Linked DNA regions of Homo sapiens: region 1 is linked to region 2. Evidence: chromatin contacts called from ENCODE Hi-C data. All regions are on one chromosome and are shown on one strand. The core of a region is the stretch at or near the end of the contact, and the rest is flanking DNA. Distances in the headings are between cores, read along the strand shown.

Evidence for each region. A loop is a pair of places that touch in the nucleus more often than their neighbours do. Pooled maps may share reads with other maps.
Region 1: a loop to region 2 is called in a pooled map, with 14 times the contacts of the local background. The contact joins the promoter of AFG2A here to the promoter of SEC24D in region 2. A Hi-C loop is called at or near these places in 6 of 50 pooled maps.

Annotation. Positions count from the first base shown.
Region 1 is chr4:122,919,106-122,925,497 of GRCh38, forward strand. It overlaps AFG2A (AAA ATPase AFG2A), which reads left to right and starts at 3,973. Exons shown (of 16, transcript NM_145207.3): 1 at 3,973-4,200. The coding sequence starts at 4,038. NUDT6 (nudix hydrolase 6) reads right to left here and starts at 3,492. Exons shown (of 5, transcript NM_007083.5): 1 at 3,230-3,492. The coding sequence starts at 3,467. RefSeq lists enhancers at 3,636-4,172, 3,965-4,334.
Region 2 is chr4:118,834,295-118,841,081 of GRCh38, forward strand. SEC24D (SEC24 homolog D, COPII component) reads right to left here and starts at 1,832. Exons shown (of 23, transcript NM_014822.4): 1 at 1,647-1,832. RefSeq lists enhancers at 1,188-2,079, 1,700-1,994 and a silencer at 1,506-1,995.

The sequences.
Region 1 (6,392 bases), core at 2,723-5,222, 4.1 Mb after region 2:
GCCCAGCCCTGACCTCACTGAACACTAAACTTTCTGTTCTCCAGTTGCTCCCAGACATTTCCTGTCCTGAAGGTTACCACTTCAGACTTCACAAAGTGTGTTCAAAACTGAATCTTTTGTTGTTGTTGTTGAGACGGAGTCTTGCTCTGTCACCAGGATGGAGTGCAATGGTGCAATCTCGGCTCACTGCAACCTCTGCTTCCTAGGTTCAAGCGATTCTCCTGTCTCAGCCTCCCAAGTAGCTGGAATTACAGGTGCGTGCCACCATGCCCAGCTAAGTTTTGTATTTTTAGTAAAGACGGGGTTTCATCATATTGGCCAGGATGGTCTTGATCTCTTGACCTCGTGATCTGCCCGCCTCGGCCTCCCAAAGTGCTGGGATTATAGGCGTGACCCACCGCGCCTGGCCAAAACTGAATCTTACACCCCAAACTAGCTTCATTTATAAGCTTATTTATTTCTGGCACCAATGCTTGAAACCTTAGAATCATTTTTAAATTGCTTTCTTCTTTTCCCTAATAAGCTTTATTGCTTTTTCTTCCCTCACCTCCCATTCCCATTGCTAATATCTATCCTTTAAAGTCCAGCTCATATTCCACATCTTTGACCAGTCTTTCCTAACCACTGCTCATGAGCTCACCATTATGAATTTAAAGACTACTATGTCTGTACAATTTATTAGAACTTATTACATATGACCTAATGATATCTCTTCCATTAGCTATTTTTTCCAATTCTATTTAATATTCCATGCATTTGCAATCCTCCAGGGTAACCCTACATTATGCACTGGGGCTCAATTTGTACTAATGAAATGACTGGCTTGCCTAAAGTCACATAGCTGGTGAGTGGCATAGCAGGGACCAGAACCAGTGCTATTTCATTACTGATGCAGATATGTTATGTGTGAAGCTAACAACATATTGCCTGTTTATCCCTCTAACTTCAGTTGTTGGTAACAAAACATCAATAGTTCATGTTCTAAAAGAATATGAATAGTTGACTTCTTATTCCACCAAGAATATGGACTTCTTAGTCCATAAAGACTAAGAATAGCGGACTTCATGTGTAAATAGTCTCTCTTTATAGGCACTACCATTCAGTTAGTTTTGTTCAATTATAACAACAGAACCAGCAGGAGTTCTTCAAGGTAGCATAGTGCAGTAAGAAAGGTGTAGAGCCAGGGCAAGTAAATTTTTCTCTCTGTGCCTCACTACTGTCATCTTTAAAATAGGAATAATAATGCTATCTACCTCAAAGGGTTGTTAGGAGGATTAATTACTATTTATAAAGATCCTAAAACATCTACCATTAAGTGCAACAAAATTTGTTTTATTGAAAAAATATAACAAGTATTTGGTACTTAAGTTTACAAATTAGTTTCATCTTTGATCAACGCATCTATCCAGTAATTAGAGCTGGCGTTATTCACAAAAAGCAAGCTAAGAAGCAAATATTTTTGGTGGCAATTTGCCTAATGCCTGGCTAAGCACATGGCAGAACCTGGTACTTAAACCCAGAATGTGCACCTCCAAATCGCACAGCTTTCTGCTTTGTCATGCTGACTGGGGTAGTGCTTTGATCACCTGTTTGGTCATTGATAAGTATCAGTGGGTACAACACCTGTGTCTACCCACACACTGGAAGATAAAACGATTGATTCTCCTATTAGTGACACTGTTGCAGTATAAGCGGGCTTGTCAGCAATTACTAGCAAGTAGGAGAGAAAATAATGTGAAGAGGTAAGAAGTCTGGGAATGAGGATGAGTAAACATTGAAATAACTAGCTCAATTATATTTACAGATATGCTTCTTGCCATATTGCTCAATAGGATAAAGATTATTTTGAGTTTCCAGTGTGAGAGATTTTTCCATAGTTGAATTTGCATGCTATGCCTTCAATTAGATTATAAAACCCTCAGAGGCCGTTTGAAAAACTGCTGCACCACTAAATCGACTTCTTCCAAAGTGAAGGCTCCTCCATCCAAGCTTTCTTATCATTGGGCTCAAGGTTGAAAGCCAGTAAAAAGTTTTCTTATTGAAGACTGAAACCACCCACCACCGTCCCTGGTTAATCATAAAAGAAGCGTTATTCTAAAAAACTCCAGTTCTCGCTGAGACAGCTGTTGACCCAATTTGTATACAAATGTGACACTCTGAACCTCTCTGGTTTAGTATTTGATAGCCCAACAGGGTGACTATATTCAATAAAGATTCAGGCTGGGTGCAGTGGCTCCTGCCTGTAATCCCAGCACTTTGAGGGGCCAAGGCGGGAGAATCAGTTGAGCCCGGGAGACTGAGACCAGCCTGGGCAACACAGTGAGACACCGTTTCTAGAAAAAATAGAAAAAAGCCAGATGCGCGCCTGTAGTCCTAGCTACCCAGGAGGCTGAGGTGGGAGGATTGCTTGAGCTCAGGGGTTGGAGGCTGCAGTGAACCCTGATCCTACCACTGCACTCTAGCCTGGGAGACAGAATGATACCCTCTCTCAAAAAAAAAAAAAAAAAAAAAAACAAACTGTACATTTAAAAATAACTAAGAGTAACTGGATTATGGTTGAATGCTTGTGGTGATGAGTATCTCATTTACCCTGATGTAATTATTACACATTTATACCTCTATCAAAATAGCTCATATACCCCATAAACATACACACCTACTATGGACCCACAAAAATTAAAAATAAAAAAGAAAAGCCTCTTTGGTCCACTCAGTCCACCACCCGTATTAGAATGTAAGAGTTTTTTTCCTTGGGAAAAGTGTCCGACAGAACCAAGGCTCGGTAAAGGATACTAATAATGTAATAATATAATATTAACAAACATCTACTGAGCTTTAAATACGTGGCAGGCACTGTGCTGTGCACTTTATGTGCATTATCCAAATTAACTCTCAGTAATTCCAGGAGTTCTTATCACCGGGGTCTGTGGAAGAGGAAATGGTGGTTTACGGCAATTTCCGAATGTCGCACAGTAGAAAGTGGACCAGCAACCAGGGTTGCAGATCCCAAAGTCCGGGATCTTCACCATTTCACCCAACCGCCTTAGAGACCTCCCAGCAAAAGGTCTAAGCACGAATGCTCCAGAAAACAGGTCCAGGTCACGCGTGCCTTCTCCCTTTCCCTCTGGGCTCGACAGTGGTGCACAGAGCGACTAGGGAGTGGGGGCCGCGGTTATTTCATTAGAAAAGCTCTGGAGCCCCGGGAGCCCTTCGTCCCAGGCGCACTTGCCCTGCAAGCCCTTCTGGAAGGCGGCAGCGTCCAGGCGGTCCAGCGCATCGAGCCGCGCCAGGCGCACCGAGATGCCCCCGAATCTGTCCAGCTCGCCCTGCAGATCGCACGCTCCAACTGGCGGATTCCGCACGTAACCCTGTGCGCCCGAGGCCCAGCGGTAACCCGCCGAAGGCCCGGGGCCGTAGGTTCGGGCAAGCATCGCGCGCCAGCGGCCCCAGCTCAGTGGCTGCCGCATCTCCACGCCGCTTAATTCGTCCGTTGCCCAAATGACCCCTCCGCGCTCCAGAGCGGAGATCGCGGCCGTACATTTTAGAAGAGTGCCATCAATACCCTCAGAGTTGAGCTGGGGTTACCACTCTGCAGAGCTATGCCAAGGAGACCGCGAAGTGGTCCACCAGCCCTTCTCAGCAATTTGCCCCGCTCCAGTTAAGCGGGGAAAACCTCCTCCCCCACCGCCACTCACTTATTTTGTTTGGTAGTTTAATTCAACAGACGTTGGTTTAGGGATGGGGAAGCCGGGAGGAGATGCAAAAACGTCCTGTTTTTCAGGAATTTACAATCTAAGTGGCAGTTCCGTTCCTGGAACCTATCTTCTTTCACAGATGCCGTTACAGCTGTTTCAAAGACTGCTGGTTTTGAAAACGCTCAGTCCCTCCCACCACGCTGTGCACTGCTGCGCTCCACTCAGGGGATTACGGCGCAGGGGCGGACCCTCGCTGACTTCTGCCCCGGAAGTTTTTCTCTCAGTTGAAGCGCGCACATTGAGTCGGCTTTTCTACTGCTTCGGCTAGGGTACCTTGTGACCATGTCTTCCAAGAAGAATAGAAAGCGGTTGAACCAAAGCGCGGAAAATGGTTCGTCCTTGCCCTCTGCTGCTTCCTCTTGTGCGGAGGCACGGGCTCCTTCTGCTGGATCAGACTTCGCGGCAACCTCCGGGACTCTGACGGTGACCAACTTATTAGAAAAGGGTAAAGAATTCCGGGTGGGAGACTAGAGGCCGAGGGGGCGCAACCTGAGGGGCGGGAGACTCAGTGATACTGACTTGGGGTGCAGAGACTTTTGAAAGTTGGGCGTGGCATGGGTCTGAGAGCGGCACAGAAGCGTGTAAGACTTCTGTATGTAAGAAGCATGCAAACGTAGCCGCGCCTGCACTGGAGAAGTTAGGCTGAAATGGTTTATCCGTGTCCAAGGTTTCTCTTTTGTAAATTATTTTGAATTTTTAAGTTGCACTTGAAACGCTTTGTCTCATTTAACATTAACGACACATTTAATTGCAAAATTGTTCATAACTAGCGAACATGGGATACTTATCCTAAAAAACTAAATAACCAATTCAGTAAAAATGTGGATCACTCTGCCTTTAGGAGTGATGATAGCATTTTCTTCCAGTACTACGCAGGTTATGATATTTAATAACTGCTAGTAACTGCACACTAGTGTTAGCAGTATATATAGCTCATCTAATTTCTACAGAAGCCGTGACCGATGGGTATAGTAATGACAGTTTTATAGAGGGAGGAAAGTTAACGTGATTCCATTCAGGCTACACAGGTGCTAAGTGGCAGAGCCGATATTTGAGTCCAGATGTGTTTGACTTAAAAGCCATTCCTAGATGACAGCTCCTTTGATTTGGGAGAACGTATTTATACTGAAAAGTCTTATAAATTGAATTAAAAATTGAAAATTTATATTTGATGTGTAATAGCTTTGAAAAATGGACCAGACTAGTGGCAAAAACTTTTATGTCTAATCAGACCTTAAAGACAATTTAGAGTTCACATGGTATTTTCACTCTGCCTTAGGTATCAGAGGACAACTTGTTCTGTCCTGAAGGTTCAACTTGTTTTTGAACTAGATCCTTCCCATTGACATGTAAACATGCTCATTTCTCTTCCATCTTAAATCAGAACAAAAGCTCCACATTTTCTTCCTGCAACCGTCTCTCTATCCATTGCCAAGCTTCTTAAATGGAGTGGTCTCTGCCGCCTCACCACTTACATACTCTCCCTAGCCTATTCCTCTTTGACTTCCACCCCATCATTCCATGGAAACTGTTCCTGGTGTGGTCTCCGAGCATCTCCGTGTTGATAAACCTTACGTGACCACAGCAACTTTTGGTATTGTTGACCATTCCCTCCTTCTCGAAACACTTAACTTCTTATGTGTTGTCAAACTTGCCTGGTTTTCTTCATCTTTGTTGATGTTTCATCATTTTTCTTTGCAGGCTCGTCCTCTTCCCTTGACCATTAAATGTTGAAGTTCGTCAATTCTTAGTCCAAAACCTTTTTTTTCCTCTCAATAAATCCTGTCTCCTTGGCAAGTTCATCCAGTGCCCAGAGTTTCCCATCTATAGTCTCTTCAGTGTCAGATTTATATTTGTAAATCTTTTGTTTTTGCGCCTTGATGTGGTTGCCTTTTAGCCAAATGCTTCTCAAGCTCTCTGTGGTGAAGACTTTAAAATTTATAATAGGTCACAGATCAGCACTTTTCTAAAATACAGTAAAAATGATTTTCTAGAAAAATAAGGAAAAATTTTTATTAAACAGATGTGAAATTACTCTGTAAATTTCAATAAAAGCTTCTATATACTTATTCTCCTGTTTTGTACTTGTCATGAAGCAGTAACAAATCGTTGTGGGTCATATTTTGAATAGCACTGTACAATAACTCTTCTCATGAGTGTCCCAAAGATACTTCAGGACTAACTTCATGAGCCCGTTATTTCCTCCAACAAAATAAACTTCAACTCTGTTCAGTTTTTCCCGCTGCAAAATTCAGAAACCTAAGAGTCATCCATGACTCTCCCCCCCATATCTCACATACCTAGTCCACCACTAAATCATGTTTATTACCTAAATATTTTACATATTCCTCTTCTGCATGCCATTCCCACTGTTTCTACCTTAATTTCAGACACCATCATCTCTCACCTGGACTGCTACAACAGCCTTTTGACTGATTTTCCAGCTTCCAATTTTGCCCCTTATTCCTTTTCCATTCTGCAGCCAGAATGATCTTGTAAGATGAAGATCTTGTCATGACATTGCTTTTCATCCCTTTCTGGGCTCCCACTGCTGTCAGAGTAATGACCAGCATCTTGATGCAGCCTATTGCACTATTGTCCTGGGTGGTCTTGACCTTCTTTACATGGCTTCCCTAT
Region 2 (6,787 bases), core at 582-3,081:
AGCCAGGTGGTCACTATAACCACTTGAGTGTTGTCAGTGGTTTTTCAAAGGCGACAGAATTTCTTTCTAATTTAAATCATATCACATCTCTAAGAACATATGCACCTATATTTAGGGGACTAAGGAAAAAAAGTGTAATTTTGTAAGTGTGTAGGCACACACATCACAAATATAACAGACTCATCTTGATTTTTTTTAAATCTTGATTCTAATCAGAACCCAAATTTGCTTTAAATTTTCTATTTTTTCCAGGTTTTAACAAAATAAGAGATATTTCATAGGACTGATGATTTAAAAAAAAAAATTAAATACGACAGAAAATGCTTTGAATGCAAGAGAAGTGGGTTTCCATTCTATGTCTGCCATACTTAACTGTGTGACATGGAATGAGCTGAAGAACCTCTCTAAGCCTCAGTTCCTTCTTTTAGAAAATGAAGCCTTTCCAGATTTCCACTGATTCTACAATTTATCTCCAGTTTATTTGCCCCATACAAGCATATTCTTCCTTTTGTTCTTTTATTTGCTACAATTTAAGATAAGAGATCAGTGATACCTGCTAAGACTTAGAATCTGTCTATATTCAAGAAATAACATTTCAAATTAAAAATTTGAAGCCTAAAATTTGTGATTTGATTTTGTTTCCATATTAAACTATAAGTTTCCAAAATAAAAGCAACCATGTAAAAATATTATGAGATCATTTCCTTCTCCTGGGAAGGGGAGAACTGAAAAAGAGGAGAGAGGCAGGCAAAGGCCTTCTGGTCCACTTTGTTTCTGACAACCCCTTTTTCCTCCTCCCACTTAGCAGAGAGAGACGTGGCAGCCTGAGCGCTGGTCAAGCTCATCCAACCAAGAGCACTTAGGAAGTCGGCACGAACACACCTAAGTAGCAGCCTGTTGCTGAGTGACAGAAAAGAGAGGCTGAGATGGTCACTCCAAAGAACAGGAAGCAGCCAGTTCCCTCTGAACTGGTCCTCAGAGGAATCAGCTTCCTCACGCAACCCAGTTTGCCACGTCAAACTTCCTCACACAGAGCACCAAGTTAAAGAAACCTGACTCAGCTTCAAGCGGCGACACGGCAGAAAGCCACTTGGTATAAGCAGGCCTAGGATCAAAATCTGGGGAGCCCCAACCCCAGAACGGCCCCCTGGCTCACTGTCACCCAGCAACTCTAGCCAAGGTGCACTTCTAACCCTGGAACAAGTTCGTATTTGGCCAGATCAGTTTCACTATTCGGATGTCCCGAGGCTTCAAGATATAGTTGCCATTTTTACCATGAATATTTCTAACATTTCCTTCCTTCAAAAAAGGAAATTAAGTTGATAAGGAGATGAGAAAACCGCTGGCAATGACACTCGAATGGTGGCCACTGAGGATCCTAACAAGGCAGTTCCTGCATCCCAAGGCAAAAGGTGGGGGCGGGTAAAAAATGCCCACGCCCACCTCCTGCTCCCCCATCCCGCCGGCCCCACTATTAAACTGCACTAGAAGGCTAAAGAACAAAGAATGAGTTCTCCTCCCGCCGCCACTGCCTCAGGTGAGCACCCGGCCTCCCGCCGCGTCCCCGGGCCGGGCGCCGCAACCCGCTCCGCTGTGCCTGGGCAGGGCTGTCCCGCATGAAGGCGTCCGCGGGTGGGAGGCTTTACCTGTTCCCGCTCCCGCACCCCGCGGGCTTCCGAGCGCTGGCGGCTCTGCGCCTAGTGCCGGCAGCCCTCGGTGGCCGGGCTCCCGCTGCGGTCGCTTCTCCCGCCGCGCCTCTTCCCCGGCCGGCGTCCCCTTAGCCTGGACTCACGCTCGGAGTTGCAGCTGGGCTGGGAACTGCCACGTCAAACCCTTTCTCGGCTGCGCGCCCCCAGCGCCGGGCTTGGACCAGCCGCCGCGCTCCCGCCTGCGCACGCGCACAGCCACCGGCCGCCGCGGGGCGGGGCCACCGGGCTGAGCCTGCGAGCGGCCGAGCGACCTCCCCCTTTTCGCTTTTTCCCTTTTTCCGGTTTTTTGTTTTTTGGTTTTCTTTTTCCCGTCTTTTCTTTCCCCTCCCCCTACAGGTCAAAGCCTTTAACGTCGTGGCTAAATCAGAACCGTATTTTCTCGGCGCAGCCCCGCAGGAAGGAGGGGAGCGCGTTCATTCATTCTTCCATCAACAGGTTGCAGTTTCAGCTCTTCATTCATTACGTATTACTTAAATAACTAATAGTTCAGGTACTGCACTACCGTTACATACGGGAAAGTACACGATCTGGACCTAGGGGAGATTACCGTTTAAAGGCGAATCTGGCACGTGTACACGCACATTTGATGACGTACCCGTGCAATGCACTACAGAGGAAGGAACGCCCAAAGCAGCCTGGCAACGTGTAACGCGGGAGGAGTGGGGGGTGGGGGAGATGTCCCAAAGGAAAAGTGTGGGAAGTGGGGTTTCCATTGATATTGGGGTTGTTAGCGTTGTGTATACTCCTTCTTCCGCATATTCCTTGTTTGTGAAGTAGGATGGCTGATCCCAGCCCCAAACAGGAATCTCTGCATGGAAAAGCACCCAGCGTTTAGCTCACCGTCCTGTGAGAAACAGCTCAGAAATAAAGGCAACCTATATGAGATCTGGAGCTTACCTCTCTATCTCACCCTAAAATCAGGACCATCTGGCTGGTTTCCTATCATCTTTCACTGCTAAATAGAAAGACATTCAGCCACTCCCAGGTTTGGTATAGCTACCACTTTGCTCAAACTTACAAAGTAAAAACCAGCCCGGTGTTGTTGTTTTTAACATGCACTTTCTTCCCGGCTACAAGAAAGCCACTTGACAAATACCTTTACTGATGAACTGCCTAGGTAAAAACGTACATGGGGATGTTGCTACTCCCGAAATGCTACATGAATTGTGCAGGAATTTTAAGTCATTTTAGCAGTAAAGATATATGGTCCATTTATCCCACTCTTAAAAGTTTTTAAGGCATGGGGCAAGGCACAGTGGCTCACACCTGTTATCCCAGCACTTTGGGAGGCCAAGCAGGGAGGATTGCTTGAGGCCAGGAGGCAGTGAGCTATGATCACACCACTGCGTTCCAGCGTGGGCAACAGAGTGAGACCCTGTCTCAAGAAAAAGAAAAAAAGATTTTAAGGTAAGATATCTGGCCTACATCCAGCTTCAACACTGATCAGGTTTGAAAACCCACATTGAAATTTTTGTTTTAAATTGTTTCTTGTATTCTCAATGTGATGAAAATGTTCAGTGGAAGTTTAGGAAGTTTTGGCCGGTGTTGAAGCAGTACAGCTTGTAAAAGCAGTGAAAGAACTTGTCATATAACAGCTACATTACAAGGAGCGAGTGAAGCTATGATACAAAGATAGGAGAGAGTAAAGTCAGAAACAGTCACACCATGTGATGACCTGCTTGACTTGTTACCCCTATAAAACCACTACTTTTGAATTGTAAATACATCCTCACCTCCTGCTCAGGTACCAAACTTGTCTGAAACCAGGACAATTTGTGGTTTCAATTCTAAAACAGTTTTTAATTCCTAAATGTTAAAGCTGGAAGGGACTTGGCCGGGCGCGGTGGCTCACGCCCGTAATCACAGCACTTTGGGAGGCCGAGGCGGGCGGATCACGAGGTCAGGAGATCGTAGACCATCCTGGCTAACACGGTGAAACCCCGTCTCTACTAAAAATACAAAAAATTAGCCGGGCATGGTGGCGGGCACCTGTAGTCCCAGCTACTCGGGAGGCTGAGGCAGGAGAATGGTGTGAACCCGGGAGGCAGAGCTTGCAGTGAGCAGAGATCACGCCACTGCACTCCAGCCTGGGCGACACAGCCAGACTCTGTCTCAAAAAAACAAAAAATAAAATCTGGAAGGGACTTTAGCGATATGAGTATTCAATTCAATATTCAGTGAGAACTGAATTCAATTTAATCATCTAATGGATTAATAGAAAGGTTTATTGAGAAAATTTAAAAGGCTTACTAGTCATTTATAGCTAGTTGGAAGTCATCCCTTCCAATTCCAAAGCTCTTTTCACCTCCCTATGCTTTTTACCTTCTGATACTCTGATTTGCTGTTCTCTTTTAACTAGTTCTGCCTTTTTCTCCTGTGACTGCCTTATATTCAAGTTCTCAAATAACTATTAACTGACTGCATAGTTCCACCAACAATTGGAGTTACTTATCATGAATCTCTTTTTTAAATGAAACGGGCTTCTGGTTTGCGTCCTGCTTCTCTTGTCCTGTCCCCAAGTGCCTATGCCTTAGGTGACTAACTCCTAACCTTGTTCCTGTGATTGAGTCCCTGGCCCTCACCAGCCGTGAGGCTTGGTCCGGAGTCTCAGTCTTCCTTGATCTGACCCATCCTGTTGCCACCTGAGCTTAGCCTCTGATGTTCCATATGTAATTAACTTAGTTTCCCAGGTAACCATATCCTATTTGAAAGGTGAGGTCACAAGGACCTCACAATGCCGACGTACTGGGGTTTTATGTTCTATGTTCCAACTTTAAAAGGGAAAGAAAGCAACAAGTCTACTATGCATAAGGCTATATATAGAGAGAAGGAATTTCCTGACAATGCTTAAGATTTCTTCTAATTGGCAACCTTTTGAAGGTTATGATGTACTAAGCATTTATGTAACTTACAAAGTTTGGAGGTTTCTGGTTCCAAAGCTGAAAACAGCTTGAAGAAGCTTTATTTAAAAAAAAAAAAATTGAAGTGGCCAAATCCTGGACTATTTTAAATACCTGGAAATGGAGTAAATAAGGTCAAGTTAAACGGGGATGATGGGAAGGGTACATGGTAGGGTAGGCTGAGTAGCAACTAATAACAGTAATAATAGAGTTCAAGTAATACCCAAGGTGCTTCTAGAATTACTTTTTTGATATCTCAAATATCATGCTGTAAGTATACTACATCACATACAGCTTCAATCACAAAATGGACAGTGGGACATCACACTGCTAACTCAGATTGACTCAGGTTTGAATCCTGACACTGTCACTTACTACTAGCTGTGCAAGTTTTACTTATTCAACAAACGTTTATTAAACACCTACTATAAACTGGATACTGTACTAAGAACTTGAATACAAAGTCAGATGAGACACTGCCCTGGCTGTGAGAAGCTCATGGAATAGTGCAAGGATCAGCCAGTGGCAGCTGATATGCTATATTTGGCCTACCCACCTGTTTTTGTACAGCCTTCGAGCTAAGAATGGCATTTACAGTTTTACATGGTTGAAATTTTTTTTAATATTTTGTGACACATGAAAATTATGTGAAATTCAAATTTCAGTGGACATAAATAAGTTCTCTTGGAACACAGCCATGCTTTTCTATTATCATATATTCTGTGGTTGTTTTTGTACTATAAAGGTAGAGTTAAGTAGTTGTGACAGAGACCATAAGGCCTGTAAAACCTAAAATATATACTATCTGGCCGTTTACAGAAAAAAGTTTGGTGCCCCCTGGTCTGGCAGGATGTGCAATTACAATATAGTTCATTTTCATTCCATGAAGAGACACAGGTTGCCATGAGAACATGTAAGAAGGGACACTTAACCCAGATTTGGAAAGTGAGTGACATCTCCCTGGTGGAGGTGGCACCTGAGCTGAGGACCTGAGGACAGTAATAAGGCCAAAAAAAAGGCTGAAGGGCAGCAGGGAATAGCATGAATGAGTTGAGGAAGATGAGGAACATAGGGCATTCAGAGGGGCTATAAGTCCTGTACAGCTTGGACATGGGTTTCTAAAGCAAACGAGATTAGGCAGGTAGGCTAGGGTAGCTCATGGATCCCTCAAAGGCACTGGAAAGGCAATGGAACAATTTAAGCATGGGAATGACACAGTGGATTGTTTTTTTCTTTCCAGAAAGATCAGTCTGGAGTTAGTGAAAGAGTGGAAGAGAGGAAAAGGCAAGACTGGTGGGGTAAAGAAGAGTTAGGACACTGTCAGCAATAATCCAGATGAGAATATGGTGGCCTAAGCAAAGGCAGTGGAGATGTGGGTGGAGAGGACAGACAGGTGGGAAAGAGGTTTAGAAGGCGTATCAATGGGACTGGGTACAGAAATCAGGAAAGTGAGGCAGAATACAGACAAACACTCAGATTTTTGATCTGTGAGAATTAGTGGATGAATGGTAGAGCTATATAAGGGGTGAGGGAAACAAAAACGAGAGCCGATATGGGGAGGGGATGGGTTCAGTTTTGGAGAAGTTCATTTTGAGCTATCTGTGGGACATCTACGTGGAAGTGTCCAGTCACCTGTGAGATACGTGTGTCTGCAGCTAGGAGACAAATCTGAACTGGAGGTAGTATAAGGCAGCCAGCAATGAAAATTTAAAAATCAATCTGGCAGGCAAGAGATCAATCAGGCTCTGCAGTCAGACCAAGTCATGACTTCTGGTTCTGTCCTTTATAAGCTGTGTGTACCCTCCCTAAACCTCAGTATTTTTATCTTTAAAAATTGAAGGAATAATAATAATAATCTCAAAGGTCGTTGTGGGGATTAAATGAGATAATACAAGTAAATCACTCAGCACAATGTTTGGCACATAACAACTGATCAATAACGTTACCATTGTAGCATCATCATCCCAATCATTATTAACAACATGTAAGTGACAGTTGAAGCCATATGAGTAAAGTCAAAGGATGAAACCCCTGGGAACCTAGAATAGATGCATGTTCTAAGTTTACTAAACCTTGGTTTACTCACTGTAAATTAGGAATATTATATTTCTCTCATTGTCATGGAGTAAAAAGGGTTATGGAACAAAGTAAAAGTAGACCAGGGTAAAAAGCACTGGG